Linked DNA regions of Homo sapiens: regions 1 and 2 are each linked to region 3. The links are chromatin contacts, found by Hi-C or POLR2A ChIA-PET in ENCODE. All regions are on one chromosome and are shown on one strand. The core of a region is the stretch at or near the end of the contact, and the rest is flanking DNA. Distances in the headings are between cores, read along the strand shown.

Region 1 (4,439 bases), core at 164-2,663, 170 kb after region 3:
AAAACCAGAAAGTATTTTTATGGCAAACACCATCATTCTTCAAAAAATAAAGTTAAGAGACAGATACCTTACTATGTCTATGAAAATCTGTACACTTCACAACAGGCCAAGAAAAGCCATGCAAAAGTGTTAACTGGTGAAAGCCAGATTTTTTTTTTCTTCCTATCTTAAAGTAATGGAATTTAGTCTTTGGGATTTTCTACTTCCACGTTAGAGTACTATATACCTGAGATGAGTTTGAGAATAGGAATTTTAAAACTGCTACTTAAATGTAGTCCCTATTTATTGCTTTGTATATTAAAAGAACAATCAAGCTTTGTATCTAAAGATTTATCATTATGTTTGAGGTAGGACTATAAAGCGGTTAAGACTGATTGACAGGCCATGAAGGAAAATTGGTTTCATTATTTTATGGATACAGAGTAAGATGCTGGAGTTCATATTGGACATAAGCAGTGGACATTGTTTTCCTTCTGATACTCCATTTATCTGATCATTCACCCTTTACAAATTAGCACCTTTCTTCACTCACACCTCTTACAAACCTGACGGAAGCATTAGAAGGTAATCTGGATGTCAGTATATATTTGTCAAGAAATTCCTCAGAGTTCAAATTTGTTGCAGTCATTATTCCTCTATACTGAGGATTTTCCTAGCTCAAAATTTCAAATTCTGAAACTTCTTTAAAATGCAAATTTCCTTCTAGCTTATCACTAGCTAAGTGTTACAAAACTTTGAATGAAATTATACCTTAAACCATAATCTTCTAAAAAGACATGCCACTTGTTTTAGGTCCCTAAATTTCAGAGGATTCTGCGGGCAATGTGAATAAAGATATTTTCTTGGTTTCCTGACTCTTGGTAAAGCAAGAAATTGCAGTTGTTATTTGTGCCATCCATGTTTTCTGTTGAAAAAAAGAAAAAAATACATAAATAGAGATTAGAATGTTAAGCTGACAATTTCTCACATATTTGGGCTAATATTTTCTGCTATATTTATTGACCAGCTCTTTAAAACTGAAGACTAATGAAACATTTGCATATGTTTCCCATTTTCTTTCTTACATCTAATATAAATACTTCTAATCTTACAGGAAAATGCAGATGGGCTAAATGAGTATGGTATGCATGTTGGATAACAGTTATGAGTAATCAAGAAACAATAGTCAATGATAACTCATTAGAAAAATGAGCACTGAGAATATATGTAGTTTGAAAGTGGCATTGCTGGAATTTCTATTCTCTGTGGAAACAAGTTCTTAACCTGTAGTATAACTTGAAAGAGACTGAGGGCAGTGACCCAGGAAATTGAATATTGCATTTGTTGTCTGGCCACATTGTAGATATGATGAAAGCCTACCAGGGGAAATACAAAAATAGAAACTTCTAAGACAGAGAAACCAGAGTCAGGCAGCTGCTCTTTCAACTCCATAGCTGTAAAAACAATGGCAGTTTTTCAAAGGTTGACAAGCTGACTTGACAGGGATCATTATTGCGCCAGGCCCTCCTTAAGCTAATATCCTATTATATGCACTTTGGAAACTGATTGGAGCATCTTAAAGGTTCATCATGCAATCCAAATCAATTCTTCCCCCATTTCCTACAGAAACTGTAGAACGCAGGCAGTTCTTGAGCTTCTGCAGGAGAACTCTGCAAGCGTGAGGAAATTGTTCCTCAACCCCGCAAGTGTGAGGAAATTGTTCCTCAACCCCACAAGTGTGAGGAAATTGTCAATACTGAGGCTTTTGAGCATTATATGGACTAGATGTACCCCTCCCCTCCTCCCAAATCTGCCCTTCCCAAGTGGGTGAGAGAAAAACACAAAACTTTCCATTCACTGTTACTTAAGACACTTGGGGGGAGCTTATGTAAACTCTGAAGAATCAAAGACCTACAAAATTAAAATACATACTTTGATGTTTTCCGTTTGGGCTTGTAATAAGAATGCTGCTATACACTGTCGATATCTGTTTTCGTGTTGTATAAGAAAAGCATTTCTCAGCCCAAAGACTAGAAAAAGATATTACAAAGACAAAAAGCCAAATCATTTCATATGAAATCCAAACAATTTCTTAGTACAAGAATCTGGGGTTTGTTTTCTATTTGGCTTGTTTCTGTTTTAACGAGGGTGGGAGGTTTATCTAGCTTATAATTTTTTTTTAAATTTTATTTCAATGCCAAGACCCCACCACTATGTCCAAATAAAGCCTACTCTACTATAAAAACCCTTTCTTCCTTAGCTAATGACTTCTGATACTTGATGAAATGCAACTAAGGCTTAGGTAATGGGGCCCCTGCTCGTAGAACAAGCTAAACATATGCGGTAGATTTTTTTGTGTATGAAAATATAGATAATAAAAATATACAAAACAATATAATATTTTCTTCTTTGTTCTTCACCACTCCTTTAAAAAATTTTATTTTTGTGTTTAAAGGGAAGTCACATCCAACCAAGGTTTATAAACAAATTAAGATGTGGCAAAAATACAAAACCACCTGAATACTTCAGGCCAAGAAAAGCCAAAAACCACTCAAAATCCAGCATCCACCAAACTGGGTGAAATGTAAAACAAAACAAAAAGAGACATTGGCATGGTTTCTGTGTTTGCAAAAGAAAGCCTGTTCTGTCATTTCCTAGCTGGCCTCAAAGAAAAGATAGTGGGAGAGCAGACTTCTTTTTCTAATATAGCAGGAGCGCTTAAAATGAAAGTCTCTTCTTTGAATTATTAATACAACACAGTCCTGAAGCTTACACATTCTTTTTTCTCTCTTTTTTTTTTTTTCTTGAGACGAAGTCTCTCACTGTCGCCCGGGCTGGAGTGCAGTGGCGGGATCTCGGCTCACTGTACCTCTGCCTCCCAGGTTCACATGGTTCTCCTGCTTCAGCCTCCTGAGTAGCTGGGATTACAGGCGCCCGCCACCACGCCTGGCTAATTTTTTTGTGTTTTTAGTCGAGACGGGGGTTTCACTTTGTTGGCCAGGCTGGTCTCGAACTCCTAACCTCATGATCCACCCAACCTCGGCGTCCCAAAGTGCTAGGATTATAGGCATGAGCCACCGCGCCCGCCCTATACATTCTTTCTATAGTCAGTGTTTAGAAACAAACAAACAAAAACAGGCCAGGGCTGTCTCCTGCCCACATCAAGTACTTCAGGAAAGAGAAAAAGTGAGCAAGTGACATATTCTTGCTGATCATTAAGCTGATGCTTGTCTGCTGTCACTATTTGTATTTGTTGAAGTTAGTTTAACTCAGGCTTATCTGAGGGGCTGTTGGGCTTCTTTCAGAATCCAGGTGAATACAATACTTATTTTCTTAACTGCAAGAACTACCCCAGTATCACAGATTATACTCATAACAATCTAAACATCATAATTCCCAAATTCTACTACAAAAAATAAAGTCTGTTAATGAGAGGCCATAAAATTCTGTCCAGCTTCTCTGCAGCGAGAGGACTTAAACCTATTAAAATGACTTTCTGGGGAAAAAAAAAAAAAGCTGGCTGTGTTTTACTCTCTAATTCTTTGCCTTATAAATTCCCTGTAGCAAGTGAGGCTTTAAAGATCAGGTCATTGTTCTTGGCTGGTTTTTGGAATTCATTTTCCTCAAAAACTATAATTGTACTTCCAGGTTATTCCAGGCATCCTTGCTTCATTTGGTTTGTAGTATGGGTACAAGGGACTTTATAAATAAAAGGACCTGCTAAGCTAGGCCTGTAAAATACAATTTGGAGAGAGTATAATATACAGGCAAGAATAGCTCTTTTTTTACTGACATTCTAATACAATAACTGACACAATTTTAAAAGCATTTTCTATGTATTGGGCACCATACTATGTTTTTTCTCTATATAGCAACCCTGTGAGATAGGTCAGCTAATTCCTACTTGTAAATGAGGAAACATATTAATTTTTCCAAGGTCACAGAGCTTATAAATGATATAGCCAGGATTTGGAATTAGGTCTGTCACTCCAGAGCTCAATCTCTCTCTTGTCCTCATTTACTCTTTCCTGTTCTATAGCTGCTCTGCCCATGTACTGTATCTAATTAGTCAAGTTAATAGGCCCGAGGAATGAGAAAAATATTTTTAAAAGGAACAAGAGATGGTAGTTACAAATCAGAAAATAAAAAAGGTGGAAGCATAGTTGTTTTGTTTTTGCTTTTTGAGACAGAGTCTCACTCCATCACCCAGGCTGGAGTGCAGTCGTGCGACCTTGGCTCACTGCAACCTCTGCCTTCTGGGTTTAAGTGATTCTCGTGCCTTTGTCTCCCCAGTAGCTGGAATTACAGGTGTGTGCCACCACGCCTGGCTATTTTTTTTGTATTTTTTCACCACGTTGACCAGGCTGGTCTTGAACTCCTGACCTCAAGTGATTTGCCCGCCTCAGCCTACCAAAGTACTGGGATTACAGGCGTAAGCCACTGTGCATGTTCCCAGAAGC
Region 2 (4,082 bases), core at 1,399-3,898, 130 kb after region 3:
TGCCAAGGACTTAATTTTTAAATAGTTTGTTTAGTCACAAAAGGAGTGTGCGTTCAAGCAAGAGGAAATCAAGAACTAAATATAAATTAAATAATTTGTAAATGCTGTTACAGATTAAAGCCAAAACCGAACTATTACTATCAGCAGAAGCAGCAAAAACTGCTCAAAGAGCTGATCTTCAGAATCATTTGGACACAGCTCAAAATGCATTACAAGATAAACAGCAGGTAGGGAAACAGATGCAATTTCATACTATCACCTAGTGCTTTGGTAGATAAATAAATTGCAAACATGTAAAGATGATACCCAGTTTTGTATAATCTTGTGATAGACTTGCTTATCCCCCTTAATTTCTCCATGAGTTCCAGTTGAGTAGTAAAAGTGGGGGTCACATAGATGGAGATAAAAATAACAGCTTTGTTTTTGATAAATTTCTACTAGTGTGCAGGTGTGGTTGGTTTCCTGATATTGTCCTTCTCCCCTAGCCTAGACCTTGGTGTAGAGCAGTAATGTTTCCTCCTAACTTTTGAATTGTTGCCCCATCCCTTCAAGTGTTGGTGATTGGATGGGGCAGACCACCACATTTGTTTTTAGTAGGTAGACTGGACCATGACCCAAATGTACTTGCCACTTGGAAACAGGAAAAGAACACTGTATATTCTACCTCAGTTATAAGAGTTACTCCTTTCTTGGTAATAGGAGGAAGTGAGGAGCTGGAGGGAATACAGAAGCGATACTCTGGTAGAATAGAAGCATCCTACTTTAGGGTCACGGTGAATGTTGCTGGTAGATTTTTCTTAGCTTTTACTGGTAGAAATTTTTAAAATTTACTTGTTATTCAGGGAGTAATATTAGTTATTGGTCTTTTTTTTTTTTAGATGGAGTTTTTTGCTCTTGTTACCCAGGTTGGAGCGCAATGGTGTAATCTTGGCTCACTGAAACCTCCACCTGCCGGGTTCAAGCAATTCTCCTGCCTCAGCCTCCCAAGTAGCTGGGATTACAAGCATGTGCCACCGTGCCTGGCTAATTTTGTATTTTTAGTAGAGACAGGGTTTCACCATGTTGGTCAGGCTGGTCTCAAACTCCGACTTCAGGTGATTCACCCACCTTGGCCTCCCAAAGTGCTGGGATTATAGGTGTGAGCCACCGCACCTGGCTTTATTGGTCCATTTTTTAAAAAACAATACAGAAGTATATCAAGTTAAAAAACAGAACAAAACAGTTTTCTATATTTACCCTTTATGAAAAGCCCATTTGAATGGAATGTTTGCTGTTAAATTTGGTATGTGTCCTACTTTTGGTACATAGTAGATTTACTAGTAATTTTTATTTTATTTTTTTTTTTTTGTGCAACTGGATATTCCAAATGAATTGAAAAGCATCATAAATGTAAACACTGTAATATTTTTAAAAAATAGTTTTAAAAATTGGTGTCTTGAACATTGAAAATATTTAATTATAATATAAAAGTGTTATTTTATTATTAGCCTGGCTAATATTTGGCTCCTAAAATAATTCTTCCTAGATAAACATTGAAAAGTTATTAAACTGTTATACATATAAACTTAGGATCTCAGACTATGCAAGAATTTAGTTCATGTCGTTTATATTGGTAGGTAAGTATAGCCTCTGATATATCATTAGATTTATCTGAGCTCTTACTCCAAATATTTTTTTAAATAAAATTAGAGTTTTCAATTTTACGTTGAACATTTGGCCACTACAATATAGTAAACCTTACCAAAGTTTTCTTCAATTGTACTTTTCTAAAGGAGTTAAATAAGATTACTACTCAGTTGGATCAGGTCACTGCAAAGTTACAAGACAAGCAAGAACATTGCAGTCAGCTGGAAAGTCATCTTAAAGAATATAAAGAGAAATACCTCTCTTTAGAACAGAAAACCGAAGAGCTAGAAGGTCAAATTAAGGTTTGTATAAAAGAAGTTGAATTTAGTCATATTTTCTACTTCAGTAGCAATGGAATCTCATGACCTACATGGAATCAAAGATTTTTAGTTAACAAAGAAAGGTGAAGTTGTGGTATAAAATTTTTAAAAAATTGCTTGTAATTTTTCATGTCTTAAGTTTGAATTCTATCTTTATTTTTAATGTCTCCCTTAATGAGCATCTTTTATAAATGACAGTCAACTTACATACTGATTCCATTGTAATGTGTTACTTTTTCCAAAGACAGATAACCAGGTATCTACTCTACCATTACAAGGAACTTCTCAATTTTTTGTTGTGAAGTCTCTTCTGTTCCTTCATTCTTCCATCTCTTACCAACTTACTCCAATATCACATTTCAGATATGGTAGACTTTTCCTTTTTAGAACTTTATACCCTTTGGATTTTGCTTCTAATTTAAAAACACATTGAGACTATGATAAACTGTATCTTACTTTAACACAACTCCATATGAATGTGTTGATTTACTGAAGAGATAAGATGATTAGACATCTCAGAAGGATTTGACCTGAGTTTTTGTGTCCTTCAAATTAGAACCGCTTGCTGCTTAACTGCCTTTGGCTAAAAATAAAAAAAAAAAAAATTTTTAAAAATTGAGCTACTATCAGTTAAACAAAAACTTCTCAAGTTACTATATATGTAACTTATACTTCCTCAACCCGGTGAAGCGTGTGTGTATAAGTTTAGAGTCATGAAATGAATATATGTACATACATACCAATATAGTATGGGGGAATAATTACATTTACAATTCTGTTTATAGGTTCCTTTTTCTTTATGACAAACGATAATAGCAAAGGCAAGGTACTTTAGGCATGGTTAAAAATAACAGAAGTATTATTTTACTGAAAAGTGTCTAATGAGAATTCTTTTTGGGTACCTATTAAAAATAGTGGTTATTTAGAACTGAGTTTTTATTGTGATTATCAGCTCTAACACTTTGTAATTATCATTTTAGGGAGTATCATATTTTTTATATAGACATGTATAATTAATTTAGCTACATCAAATATCTTTTATTTAATGAATATTTTCAGTGTAGGTCAATGGTAAGGGCTACAGATACCAATCAGTTTATAAAATATTTAGTGTGCAAAATCACTACCACTGCAAGGAAATGCATTGTGTAAAGCTTTTCAAACTTATATTCAACAGTTTGATTTTGTAAGTTTGTAAAAATACACACATAATTACATGTATACATGTGAGATGCAAACTATATTCTGAAGAACAACAATGTCATCTAGTCCAAGAGATTAAAGAAGCAAAATCAGGAACTTAATTGGCTTTATATTTAGGATCAATAGGTGTTAATGAGAAGGAGTACGTGAGAACTTCATTTTAGTTTTAAATATCTTATAATTACATCAGTGTTTTTAACTGTGACTATAAAAGATAATATGTTTTAAGTGAGTAGATCAGTGAACCTGTTAACTTATTTTTTCATACTTGAGTTAATAACTTTTACTGAGATAATAACTATTTATGTTTCTATGTTTCTTTTAAGTTGATTGTTTCATTCAGAATTAATTTTTTTTTTTTTTGAGATGGAGTCTCATTCTGTTGCCCAGGCTGGAGTGTAGTGGTGCGATCTCAGCTCGCTGCAACCTCTGCCTCCCAGGTTCAAGCCGTTCTCCTGCCTCGGCGTCTTGAGTAGCTGGGACTTCAGGCACCGGCCACCACGCCTGGCTAATTTTTTTTTTTTTTTTTTTTTTAGTAGAGATAAGGTTTCACCATGTTGGCCAGGCTGGTCTCGAACTTCTGACCTCAAGTGATCTGCCTGCCTCTGCCTCCCAAGGTGCTGGGATTACAGGTGTGAGCCACCGCGCCCAGCCCAGAATTAATTTTAAACACCAACACTTAGTGGCAGTCTATCATGTATAAAGCTTTCTGCTGGGTCTTCTGAAAGATTTTAAAATAAATAACACCCTTAGTAATGGTTTCAGAATATGTTTTTTATTATAATAAATTTTTTTTTGTATGTCACACCTGTTTGAATATAAACAAAAATGTTATAGTATTTAATAATAGATTGATAATTACTAATATTAAAATGGCTGCCATATCATATTTCTTTCATAGAAACTAGAAGCTGATAGTCTTGAAGTTAAAGC
Region 3 (4,000 bases), core at 1,022-3,521:
TATTAACCTAATAATACTGTAACTGCCCAGTGGGTTCTCCTTGCCCACTGTCCAAACAGAGATGATTTATTAAGACAGGGGAATTGGAATACAGAAAGAGTTTAATTCACACAGAGCGAGCTGAATGGAAGACTAGAGTTTTATTACTGAAATCAGTCCCCCCCAAAATTTAGAGACTGCATTTTTTTAAGGATAGTTTGGTGGGTAGAGGGCCAGGGAGTGGAGAGTGCTGATTGATCAGGAGGTGCCAGCTGATGCACCATAATGCAGGGTCTAAAAAATATCTTGAGCACCAATCTCAGGTTTTACAATAGTAATATTATCCCTAGGAGCAACTGGGGAGGGTTGAAATCCTGTGGCTTCTGGCTGCATGGCTCCTAAGCCATCATTTCTAATCTTGTGGTTAATATGTTAGTCTTACAAAGGCAGTCTGGTCCCCCTGGCAAGAAGGAGGTTTGTTTCAGGAAACTGCTGTTATCATCTTTGTTTCAAAGTTAGACTATAAATTAAATTCCTCCCAAAGTTAGTTTGGCCTGCACCCAGGAATGAAGAAGGGCAGCTTGGAGAGTGTAAGCAAGCTGGAGTCAGTCAGGTCAGACCTCTTTCATAATTTTCTCAGTGTTTATTTTTGCGAAGGTGGTTTCAATACCCCTAACTTTTCTACTTAAAATTACGATATATGCTATTTCAGACTTTTTCTTCAGTATATGAAAGGGTTTAAAGATTTTTGTCACTTCTCATAAAAAAACTAAATTATTTATTAGTTTTACATTTCTTCCCATCATGTTATGCAGTAACAACATATATAGCGCAGTTTCTTGAGTGAATTGAGGAAAGAAATATAGCTCAGAGCAATCTGAGCTATGTGAGGTCTGCAAGAGGTGCCAGGCCCAGAGAGACATGAGTATGTGACTTTAGTCACATCCTACAACCCCCCACCATCTTGCATCTATGCCCAGGGGTAATTGTTTTTTGTTTGGGTTTTTGTTTTGACACAGGGTCCTGCTCTGTTTCCCAGGCTGGAATACAATGGCATGATCTCAACTCACTGCAGCCTCGACCTCCCTGGCTCAAGTGATTCTCCCCACTCAGCTTCAAGAGTAGCTGGGACTACAGGTGCATGCCACCATGTCTGGCTAATTTTTGTGTGAGTGTGAAGATGTGGTCTCACCATGTTGCCCAGGCTGTGCTCAAGCAATCTTCCTTTCTTGGTCTCCCAAAGTTCTCGCATTATAGGCATGAGCCAACGTGCCCTTTATCAGGTTTTTTGTTTTTTCAGACAGGGTCTCACTCTGTTGCCCAGGCTGAAGTTCAGTGGCATGATCATGGCTTTTGTTGCCCCGGCTGGTCTTTAACTCCTGGGCTCGAGGGATCCTCCTGCCTTGGCCTCCCAAGGTGTTGGGATTACAGGTGTGAGCCACCGTGCCCAGTCAGGGACAATTGTTTAAAGGCATTTTGGCTGGCATGCTGGTTCATCCTGTAATCTCAGCATTTTGGAAAGACAAGAGAATCAGTTGAAGCCAGGAGTTTGAGATCAACCTCGGCAATATAGAGAAACCCTGTCTCTGTTTAAATACACCTATTTTGAAGAAAAAAAAAGCCATTTTGTTTCTGACTAGCTGAACTGCCCATTATCTTCATGTTCCTGAAATTTGTGATACAAAGAACATGGTACAGCCAATCAATAAATTATATTATTTAAATGTAAATTATTGGTACATATATTAGTCCATTATCACACTGCTATAAAGAACTACCTGAGGCAGGGCATGGTGGCTCATGCCTATAATCCCAGCACTTTGGGAGGCCGAGGTGGGCGAATCACTTGAGGTCAGGAGTTTGAGACAAGACTGGCCAACATGGTGAAACCCCGTCTCTACTAAAAATACAAAAATTAGCCCAGGGTGGTGGCAGATGCCTGTAATCCAAGCTGCTGGGGAGGCTGAGGCAGGAGAATCACTCGAACCCTGGAGGTGGAGGTTGCAGTGAGCCGAGATTGTGCCACTGCACTGCAGCCTGGGTGATGAAGCGAGACTCCATCTCAAAAAAAAAAAAAAAAAAAAAAAAAAAACTACCTAAGACTGGGTAATTTATTTTAAAAAGAGGTTAGATTGACTCACAGTTCTGCATGGCTGGGGAGGCCTCAGGAAACTTAGAATCATGGCGGAAGGCAAAGGGAAAGCAAAGCACGTCTTACCGTAGCAGAGCAGGAAGAGAGAGAGAGTGAAAGGGGAAGTGCCACACTTTTAAACCATCAGATCTCGTGAGAACTCACTCACTTTTATGAGAAAAGTAAGGAGGAAATCCGCCCCCCATGATCCAGTCACTCCTGCCAGGCCACTTCTCTGACATGTAGGGATTACAATTCAACATGAGATTTGGGTGGGGACACAGAGACAAACCATATCAGTAAACAGTGTAAGATCACCTCTTCTTGTCCCTTAAAAACCTACTTGTGGCTGGGTGTGGTGGTTTGTGCCTGTAATCCCAGTACTTTGGGAGGCAGAGGCAGGAAGATTGCTTGAGCCCAGGAGTTCAAAACCAGCCTGAGCAACACAGTGAGACCCTCTCTCTACCAAAAAAAAAAAAAAGAAAAAAGTCAAGAGGATCACTCGAGCCCACGAGGCACAGGCTGCAGTGAGCCATGGTTGTGCCACTGCACTCAGCCTGGGTGACAGAGAAAGACCCTTTCTCATAAATAAAATAAAATAAAACAAAACCCCAGCTACTTGTAATTGCTGCTAGTTGGAGTACATATTCAGGGAACTTTGAGTCTATGTTTTAGGTTGCAGTCTTCAAACTTGGCCCAAATAAACTCTCTACTTACATTCCGTTTGCCTCAGTTTTTCCCTTTAGGTCAACAGAACAACATTACAAACTGGATTTTAATTTAATTGAGCAAATTGATATTTTTTCCTGAAGGCCACACAATGCTCTACAACCTGAGGAAAGAGGCATTAGGGAAAAGGAAGAGGAGGAGTACTGTATGTTTCCCAAGTTGTTCTTTAATTTTCTTTTCAGGTTAATTTGTTTGTTGCTTTTTTTCATCATCTAAATGTCTATTTTTTATATTAACCAAAATATGTCAATAGAATATATTTTTGGGTCCCATTTTTAGCCAATTAACTCATAACAAGCATTGTCCTGAAAAAGTTTTAAAAAGGCATATTGGGCCGGGCGCGGTGACTCACACCTGTGATCCTAGCACTTTGGGAAGCCGAGGTGGGCAGATCAGGAGGTCAGGAGTTCGAGACCATCCTGGCCAACATGGTGAAACCCTGTATCTACCAAAAATACGAAGAAATTAGCTGGGCGTGGTGGTGCACGCCTGTAATCCCAGCTACTCGGGAGGCTGAGGCAGGAGAATTGCTTGAACCCAGGAGGAAGACATTGCAGTGAGCCAAGATTGAGCCGTTGCACTCCAGCCTGGGCTACAGGGTGAGACTTCATCTAAAACAAAAAAAAAGTGTATTGTGTTGTTTATGTTATCTTACAAATTTTAATATTAAATTTCATTTGATATCACTTAGAAACAATGATGTAAATGAGAGAGGGAATGTGTGTATGTACCTCTTTCACTAGAATATATATATACATATATATATATATATTTTTTTTTTTTTTTTTTTTTTTTTTGATACAGTGTCTCACTCTGTCGCCCATGCTGGAGTGCAGTGGCGCGATCTTGGCTCACTGCAAGCTCTGCCTCCCGGGTTCACGCCATTCTCCTGCCTCAGCCTCCCGAGTAGCTGGGACTACAGGCGCCTACCACCACGCCTGGCTAATTTTTTGTATTTTTAGTAGAGATGAGGTTTTGCCGTGTTAGCCAGGATGGTCTCGATCTCCTGACCTCGTGATCCACCCGCCTCGGCCTCCCAAAGTGGTGGGATTACAGGCATAAGCCACCGTGCTCGGCCACTAGAATATATTTTTACAAAATAATAATGTCACTAGTAATAATACTTTAGAGTACTTTACCATCTCTATTCTTTACTTATGC

Evidence for each region. A loop is a pair of places that touch in the nucleus more often than their neighbours do. ChIA-PET counts read pairs that join two places held with the same protein, here RNA polymerase II (POLR2A). Pooled maps may share reads with other maps.
Region 1: a loop to region 3 is called in a pooled map, with 2.6 times the contacts of the local background. The contact joins two enhancer-like sites. A Hi-C loop is called at or near these places in 1 of 50 pooled maps. POLR2A ChIA-PET finds 5 or more read pairs at or near these places in 4 of 52 experiments (CD8-positive, alpha-beta T cell, Panc1, activated T-cell and 1 more).
Region 2: a map of psoas muscle shows a loop between it and region 3 (2.2-fold over the local background). The contact joins two enhancer-like sites. A Hi-C loop is called at or near these places in 2 of 168 maps with a recorded cell type or tissue (Caco-2 and psoas muscle) and 3 of 50 pooled maps. POLR2A ChIA-PET finds 5 or more read pairs at or near these places in 3 of 52 experiments (B cell, Panc1 and T-cell).

The regions. Positions count from the first base shown.
Region 1 is chr12:92,766,553-92,770,991 of GRCh38, reverse strand. It overlaps PLEKHG7 (pleckstrin homology and RhoGEF domain containing G7), which reads right to left. Exons shown (of 17, transcript NM_001377329.1): 16 at 1,912-2,009; 17 at 1-904. The coding sequence ends at 797. EEA1 (early endosome antigen 1) reads left to right here. Exons shown (of 29, transcript NM_003566.4): 29 at 1-355. Among named protein-coding and RNA genes, the nearest start is that of PLEKHG7, 66 kb to the right of the region's middle. RefSeq lists a silencer at 1,553-1,753. Within about 2 kb of position 1,413, at least 2 of the 41 ENCODE cell types and tissues checked have a DNase peak (open chromatin) inside an H3K27ac peak, as active enhancers do.
Region 2 is chr12:92,809,125-92,813,206 of GRCh38, reverse strand. EEA1 (early endosome antigen 1) reads left to right here. Exons shown (of 29, transcript NM_003566.4): 16 at 114-227; 17 at 1,773-1,928; 18 at 4,051-4,082. Among named protein-coding and RNA genes, the nearest start is that of PLEKHG7, 110 kb to the right of the region's middle. Within about 2 kb of position 2,648, at least 2 of the 41 ENCODE cell types and tissues checked have a DNase peak (open chromatin) inside an H3K27ac peak, as active enhancers do.
Region 3 is chr12:92,939,567-92,943,566 of GRCh38, reverse strand. No RefSeq gene overlaps it. Among named protein-coding and RNA genes, the nearest start is that of EEA1, 12 kb to the right of the region's middle. Within about 2 kb of position 2,271, at least 3 of the 41 ENCODE cell types and tissues checked have a DNase peak (open chromatin) inside an H3K27ac peak, as active enhancers do.